Linked DNA regions of Mus musculus: region 2 is linked to region 1. A link is a contact called in ENCODE Hi-C or POLR2A ChIA-PET data. All regions are on one chromosome and are shown on one strand. Each heading gives the region's core, a stretch centred on a gene start or an enhancer-like site at or near the end of the contact. The rest is flanking DNA. Distances are from core to core; before and after follow the strand shown. Region 1 has its middle 10 kb from the start of Gm25369. Region 2 holds the start of Akap12 (A kinase (PRKA) anchor protein (gravin) 12).

Region 1 (3,674 bases), core at 602-3,101:
CCAAATCACCATTTGTTCACTATAGGAAAGAGTCGTTTTTGAGGACTTAAAAAACCTGTATAGTTTTACTTTGAATCAAACATCATACATATTTGTGGCATACAGTAAAACCCTTCATTTCAATGCACAATGACTGGATCAACATGTTAGGCAAATCGAGCCCCTTAGACAGTGGCTTTCTGATGCTGCTATTATTGGGCAGGTAGCTTAGTAGTACAGTAGTACAGCTTGCTTAGAACACATGAGGCAGGCTGGTGAGATGGCTCAGTAGATAAGAGCACTGACTGCTCTTCCAAAGGTCCTGAGTTCAAATCCCAGCAACCACATGGTGGCTCACAACTATCCATAACGAGATCTGATACCCTTTTCTGGAGTGTCTGAAGACAGCTACAGTGTATTTATATATAATAAATAAGTCTTAAAAAAAAAAGAACACATGAAGCTCTGGGTTCAATACCCAATCCCACCTTCTTCAGCCTTCTCCTCCCCTCCCCTCCCCTCCCCTCCCTTATCCAACTCTCCCTATACCCAGTCTACTACCCCTGCCCTCCCCAGCCCTCCTTTCCAGCTGGGGAAAGTGGAGATATTACATTATAGGAATGGCCATAGCTAACATTTATCTACATGACTTATATTTATGAACTTAAAAGAATTTTAACAACGTGGAACAAATTAGCTTTAAAAATTATTTTTAAAAAACTTTTTAAGTAAGCTAGGCAGTTGTCGTGTATGCCTTTAATCCCAGCACTCCAGAGGCAGAGGCAGACAGGTCTCTGGATCTCTGAGTTCAAGACCTGCCTGGTCTACATAGTAAGTTCCAAGACAGCAAGGGCTACACAAAGAAACCCTGTCTTGAAAAATAAACAACAAACCACATGCACACACACACACACACACACACACACACACACACACACTCGCACGTACACACTCATGCATGCATGAAGCGAGCACACACACACACACACACACACACACACAACCACACTCCATTCTTTGGGTACTAGTGATATGAAACAAAGTCGCTAACGCTGACTGCATGGCAGAGCGGAGCAAGGTCAGCCATGCCTCGGGGAACCTTTGCATCTAGCTCTGCAGTGCGGCCAGTCCAGGCTGGGCAGCTGAGATGTCTCCTACAGCCTGCACTTGCTTTTTGTCAAAGGCTCTATCTGTCACTTCCGCCTCTCAGAGTTCAGACTTGTCAGAAACCAGAACCCACTGTGCACGGCTTTCTCCCTGCATAAGCCGGGCTCTTTGGCTTGTACTTCCAGCCCCTGCTCCACCACCAGCGTCCCTCTCCTGTGTCCCACGTCCTGCCGCTTCCAGCTTTGTCCCAGTTCCACACTCCTTAGTGACCTCCCACCATCCTTGGCTCCCAGCCTCTCTAATTATTTAGTACTTAAGTGGGCTTCTCTGTCCATCTGTAGTTTGCTGTGGATAATTCTCTTCTGTCAACTTCTGTGTATACATATTTACAGTTACTTCAATTATCTGTTCTAATGACAAACAAGGTAGTATGAATAATTTAAAAATAATTTCTTCTTGGCTTTGGACTAATCTCTGCACTCTGTTTGAGGTTGGAGGTACTTGGGATATTCTGGGAACTCGGATCTTCAAAGGAGGCCCTAAATGCATCCGAAAGGAAAGGGAGGATGCAGGAGGGGATGCTGTGCTGAGTGCACCACTTCCCCCTGGTCCCTGTAAACTCCTTTGGCTCCAAACTCCATGCTGAAATTGGAAAGCATTTCTCTAGTTGGCTTGTTCTGAGCCCAGGAGAGCCTGTATGTTCTCTCACCGTGTCTGTCTCTGCTCTTTGTCTGGTACACATTGTCTCTTTCAAGGCGGGGGCTCATCAGGAGACTGACTTAGAGGAGAATTATCAGGACCCAGGCAATTACCGAGGAAGAAAAATTCCTTAATTGTAAGACTTTGCCAAACACACATTCATTAAATGACTCTGCTCTCAAGTGTGCGCACAAATCGACTCAGTCTGGTGGTTTTGAGAAATTGTCTCTTTGCCATCTTTATAGCAAACATGCAAGCGGCATGATGCATGCTTGAAAATATTAACTGGCTTTGAACCCTTGAGGTCCTTTTGCATAAGCATAGATGCCCACACAGGGCTACATAAACACATGACATTCATGTTGATGTGCCGGGCAGAGGTCTGCAGCCCTGACAAGCGATGAGAAATATTTAAGTTGAGCTGATTTGTTACATAAACACTGTAACCTCGGGCAAGGGCAGAGTGCTCTTGCTGCTCTCCTCCGAGTTGGATTGTCCCAAACCAGAGATGGGGCACAGGCCCATTTTTGGAACAAATTTGCCTTTAGTCTCATCTTAATCACGAGATGAGTACTCAAGAGGCCTGGCTAGACTGTTGTGGGAAGCCTTACCAGAATCTGATTTTTATAAAAATTAAACGCAAAACCTAGAGGGAAGCCCTTGACAGGTAGGCGCAAAGCCTTGCTTGTAGATATAGCGTCTGCTCTTTGAGGGAGCTCCTGCTGCCTCCCTTCATGCTTTCTAGAGCCATTTCTGGGGAGCCTTTCCTCAGCCTTCTCTCTTTTATCCTCCAAGCTGTGTTGATGTCTTGTCTGAGTGTCTGTCTACTCAGCTCTTGGTGACTTGTTAGACAAGGTTCGGAGGTGTGGGGATGGGAGCTATGGAACTCATATGACCTCATCTCTCCATTGCTGTTAAATGAATCTTTCTAAGGAGTCGTATAAGTAAGTTGGGAGCTGGGTATGGGCAACAGTGGGAGGCAGGGACAGGAGAATCTCGAGTTGCAGGCTAACCTGGTCTACAGAGTGAGTCCCTATGTCAAACACAGGTAAAGGAATTAGGCTTGGGGGACTTGGGATCCTAGGGAAGAAAGCTCGGGCGATCGGCTGAGTTACTTGCTGTGAAGGGGAGAGAGGAAGGGACAGGGCTGTAACAGGAACATTTAGCAGGGGTGGCGCTGGGCCAGACATTGCTGCCATCAGTGATCATTCAACCTTTCATGGAGTATTTACTTAGACCTCCTGTGTGTTTAGTATTGTGCTGGCTCAGTGATGATGTGAAAGTGGAGGTCAGGTTAATTCTTAATCCTTAGCTTGGGGAATAATTATCTAGTAAATGTGTTAAAAATAAAAATCCCCAGGGGCATATGGACTTCAAAAAGGAGAAGCAAGCTTCATTATCTATCTATCTATCTATCTATCTATCTATCTCTCTCTCTCTCTCTCTCTCTCTCCCTCCCTCCCTCCCTCCCTCCCTCCCTCCCTCCATCCATCCATCCATCCATCCATCTATCTATCTATCTATCTATCTATCTATCTATCTATCTATCTATCTATCTTCTGTCTATCTATCCATCTATCTTATCTATCTTTGAGACAGTCTCACGTAGTCCAGGCTAGCCTTAAATTAGCTGAAGTTGACCATGAACTCCTGATTCTCCCACCTCTACCTCTTGAGAGCTGGTTTTGTGTGATGCTGAGGATGGAGCTCTGGGCTTCCTGAATGGGTTGGCAGGCACACTATCAGCTGAGTCACATCCCCAGAAAAAGCTTCATTTTATTTAAAAAAAAAAAAAAAAAAAAAAAAAAAGGATTTCTCTGGTAACTCTAATAAAGATGGTTTTAGAACCAGCTTTTCTAATGTAATGATTATAAAGCTTGTGAAAATGT
Region 2 (3,674 bases), core at 487-2,986, 110 kb before region 1:
AGACCTGCGCATCTGAGGCAGTGAGGACTTTGGACTTTATAAGTGGTGATGAGTTAAACACTGGAGGCAGGAACTGTTAAGAGAGGCCACCCAGCCTACATTATACTAGGCAACATAAAGAGCTCAAAGCCATCAGGTCCCACCTCTGTTAGATTTACCTGGAACTCAGTGTTTTATTCTCACACAAAGATGTTTCCACTTCCTGACCCATTTCTAAAGGTCCTCGCTGCTCTCTATCACCAAATTCTGAAATTGGTTGGTTTTTCCTTTAAGTTGTTTGGTTGTTCAACACGTTTCTGTAAAACTATCTTAAATCCACCCGAGCGAACTCTTGCTCACAAACACGTGCTGGAAAACAGCCAACAGGCAATGTTGCCATCCGGGCGTGGCTATGAAATCATTTGAGAGGCTGAGGCAGGAGGACTGCCACTAGTTGGGCTAGCTAGTGAGTTCCAAACCAGCCCTGGGCTACAGAGTGAGACCCAGTCTTAAAACAAGTAAGCAAATTAATTAATTAACAACCCTAAACAATAACAAAACAAAAGGAACAGAAGTAAAATACAATAATGAGAGCAAGACACAAAGGTAAAGGCTGTGATGGGCAGGGCAGGGTCAAATATTCCAGTCTCAAACTAAGCATCCCTATAAAATGCAGTATATCTAGAGCTTTACAGTGGACTCGACAGAAAGAGTGCAAGGAACGCTTACTTAAGCCTTTTCCTACATCCGTGCAGAACTTCTAACTCCAATGTTTGTTTATCCAACTGAGTCCACAGGCAGTAAACTGTGAGAAAGGGAGACAGGACTCCAGGAGCTTTGCCTATCCCTCCATTCGTGCTTCTGCTCCGGTTCTCTCTGTCTGGAAGAGAGCTACATGCATGGCTCTCTGCATTAGCTAGGCGGTGTCCCAGGCGCTGCCGCAGGACTCTGGGTACCAGACCTGGTGGCCCGGGTGGAAGCTGGTATCAAGGCCAACACTGGGCGGGGAACCTAGAACCTAGGTTTGCCCTGCTTCAAAGCAGGTCCCGACTTCCCCACTCTGGGACCTGGGATCTAGGGGTGTGTAAAGTGGCTTAAGAAGCCTGGCCGTGGTCAATTCTTACGGATGCCCCACCGGCCATCCCCCAGGCTGCCAGCCCACCGGAAGAGAGAAGAAAGACTAGAGAACGGCGGTCAGGGCAGATATGATGGTTGCAGAAGGGCTGGCTAGGTCGCCGCCCTTAGAGACCCTCCACAAAGATGCCAGCCCCGCCCCGGTGCAAAAGACCCCAGAGACTGCACAGGGCTGCGCTCGAGTTTGCAGATGGGCTGTACCGGCGGGAAGTTGTGGCAGGCGGAAACCGCCGGGACGCCCCATCTCCATCCCGCCCCACCCGGGCAGGTGGCTGCAGCTTACCTTGGTGGCGGGGTCCGCGTCAGCGGGATCTCCAGCTGCTCCCGACGCTTCCGCTGCGGGCCCATGGCCACTGAGCTCCAGCTCGCTCGGCGTGTCGCTCTCCGCCGGCTGCTCGGGGCTCCGCTGCTCGGTGGAACTGCCTGCACCCATGGCTCAGTGGCTTTCCTACTCTCGCCGGCTAGCCGTCTTCCTGGGACCGCGGAGAAGCAGAGGGGCGAGGAGATGTGCGCCCAGGACCACAGGGACTAAGGGGTGAGGAGCACCCGCTCTCCACGATCCTGCTGAGAACACACCCGGACTGAGAATGAAGGGGACGCGCTCGTGGCAAACTCCTTAAAAGAAAAAAAAAAAAAAAAAGCCACCTCGTAGCCTCCTCCCCCCTCCTTGTTTTTCCCTCCCTTCATCACATGAGCACAGCCCAGACACGCCTTGCAGCATCTCCCCCTAGGCTGCTAGGACCAGAGGCTCCGACACCAGGCCCCCAGCAGCCCACCCCGCCCCCAGGGCTTCTCGGGTCATTAAAGGGGGACGAGGGGTTTGGGGTCTGTCCCAGGGCTGCAGAAGGTTCAGGAGCAGCAAAGAAGGGGGCGGGGGCAAAAGCTTTGTTTTTTTAATGTAATGATTGATAACCCAAGGTTGGATCTTCTGCAGACTAAGGATTTACATTTGACCAGGCGGGAACCCAAATCCCCATTTGCTTTTCTTCAGGTTGGGTTTGACTTTAAGCATTTGTTTCTAGCTTTCTCTCCTTCAGCCGGAGAAAGGAAGCCCTCCTGGGCTGCTCCTGAGCCTGGCCATATTAGGGCGGCTCACGTGGCAGGAGCTGGGAAACCCAGAGGTTGATGCAGTCAGGCCACCGCTGAGGTGGGCCCAGCGTCCCCATGATCCCAGCCAGTGATGTCAGCTGATGCCATCAACAGAACTCGCCGCCCTCTTTCCCCGGGGAACGCGCGGGGAAATGAAGCTGTTACTGGAAATGTGCCTGTCCTTTGAGCGTCTGATGCTGAAGGTTACACATCCAGGCCATTCGTCTCTCTCCCGACGCTTAAACACCACATTGGCTTAGGTCTGCTTAGTCGCCATCGGCATTATCAAAACACGAAGATTTCTCTCGTACTAGCAAAGAAAGGGCCTGTCTGTTTTCTTCCTCCACTTGATTAAATACTCATTGTATTAACATGGCAGCCAATAAGTCTTAAATTGAAATTTTGTTAGATTACCCGTCACTAAGCATTAAAATGCTAGGGGGAAAAGATGAAATGATGTCAGGTGAGCCCGGTGCCATGATTCGTGTCTGAAATCCTGATGCTTCAGTGGCTGAAGTTGGAGGGTTAGCTTGAGCCTGAGGCCTGCATGGGGTAGGTAGTGAGTGAGTTTCAGCCAAGTCTGAGAGCCACAAAGCGAGGCTCTGTGGATGAGTGAAGGAATTAGTGATTTAAAATCAGTAAGAGCATTGAATCTAGATGCCAGATAAATATCTTGTCCCTAGATTTGATACAGGTTACTTGAGTATCAATGAAAACATTAATTTAGCTAATAACACTTGGTCCTTATTCATGGTCATTTAAGTGTTTATTGGGAACAACTCGGTTTTTCAGGATAAAATTTGGTTTCTCCACTTATTTCGGAAGGCCAGTTTCTTTGGGGTTCATTCATTTAGAAACAGACTTTCAAGTTGCTTTTAGTTATTTGTAAGTGTGTCACCTATCTCAATTTGTCTTGTTTGTTGAGAAAGAATTTCTCACAATCTAGTTCAGGCTAGCCATAAGTGTTGTAGCCAAGTCTCTGGAGGGAAGACAGTATAGACTTGTGAGACTGAGACCACACCCTACTTCAATTTAATTTTTGAATATTTAGAGAACATTAGCATCTCCCCTCCCCCACCCCTTACAGTGCTGAGGGGTGGGGGATGGAACCCAAGGCCTTGTGCACTCTGAGACAAACACTCTAGCTTTGAACCATGTCTCTGGCCCAAACTTGAAAGTTCTCATTTTGTATCAGGTACTATTCAAAAAACAAAACAAAGAACAAAAAAACATTGCGTATATCATCGTATGTAATCCTTATAACAACCCAATGGCATACAGATTACCAATAGAGAAAGGGAAGGGGATTAACCAAAGAAGGCAAATTTTTGTGTATCCAAGGATTCATAGTCGGTAGATGGATATGAGGGAGGGATCCAGTGAGCATGTGACTTTAAGGTCCACCCTAGTCCTTCCTCAGGATGGTAGGAACTTAAAAACGCTGCTGAAACAGCCTGGGTGTGGCTTTGATG

Evidence for each region. Hi-C counts contacts between places; a loop is a spot of excess contacts on that map. ChIA-PET counts read pairs that join two places held with the same protein, here RNA polymerase II (POLR2A).
Region 2: a loop to region 1 is called in a map of Patski, with 2.6 times the contacts of the local background. The contact joins the promoter of Akap12 here to the enhancer-like site in region 1. A Hi-C loop is called at or near these places in 1 of 37 maps with a recorded cell type or tissue (Patski). POLR2A ChIA-PET finds 5 or more read pairs at or near these places in 2 of 5 experiments (Patski and embryonic stem cell).

The regions. Positions count from the first base shown.
Region 1 is chr10:4,158,033-4,161,706 of GRCm38, reverse strand. It overlaps a transcript of Mthfd1l not described here. Among named protein-coding and RNA genes, the nearest start is that of Gm25369, 10 kb to the left of the region's middle. Within about 2 kb of position 1,851, at least 1 of the 3 ENCODE cell types and tissues checked has a DNase peak (open chromatin) inside an H3K27ac peak, as active enhancers do.
Region 2 is chr10:4,264,391-4,268,064 of GRCm38, reverse strand. Akap12 (A kinase (PRKA) anchor protein (gravin) 12) reads right to left here and starts at 1,736. Exons shown (of 4, transcript NM_031185.3): 1 at 1,397-1,736. The coding sequence starts at 1,546.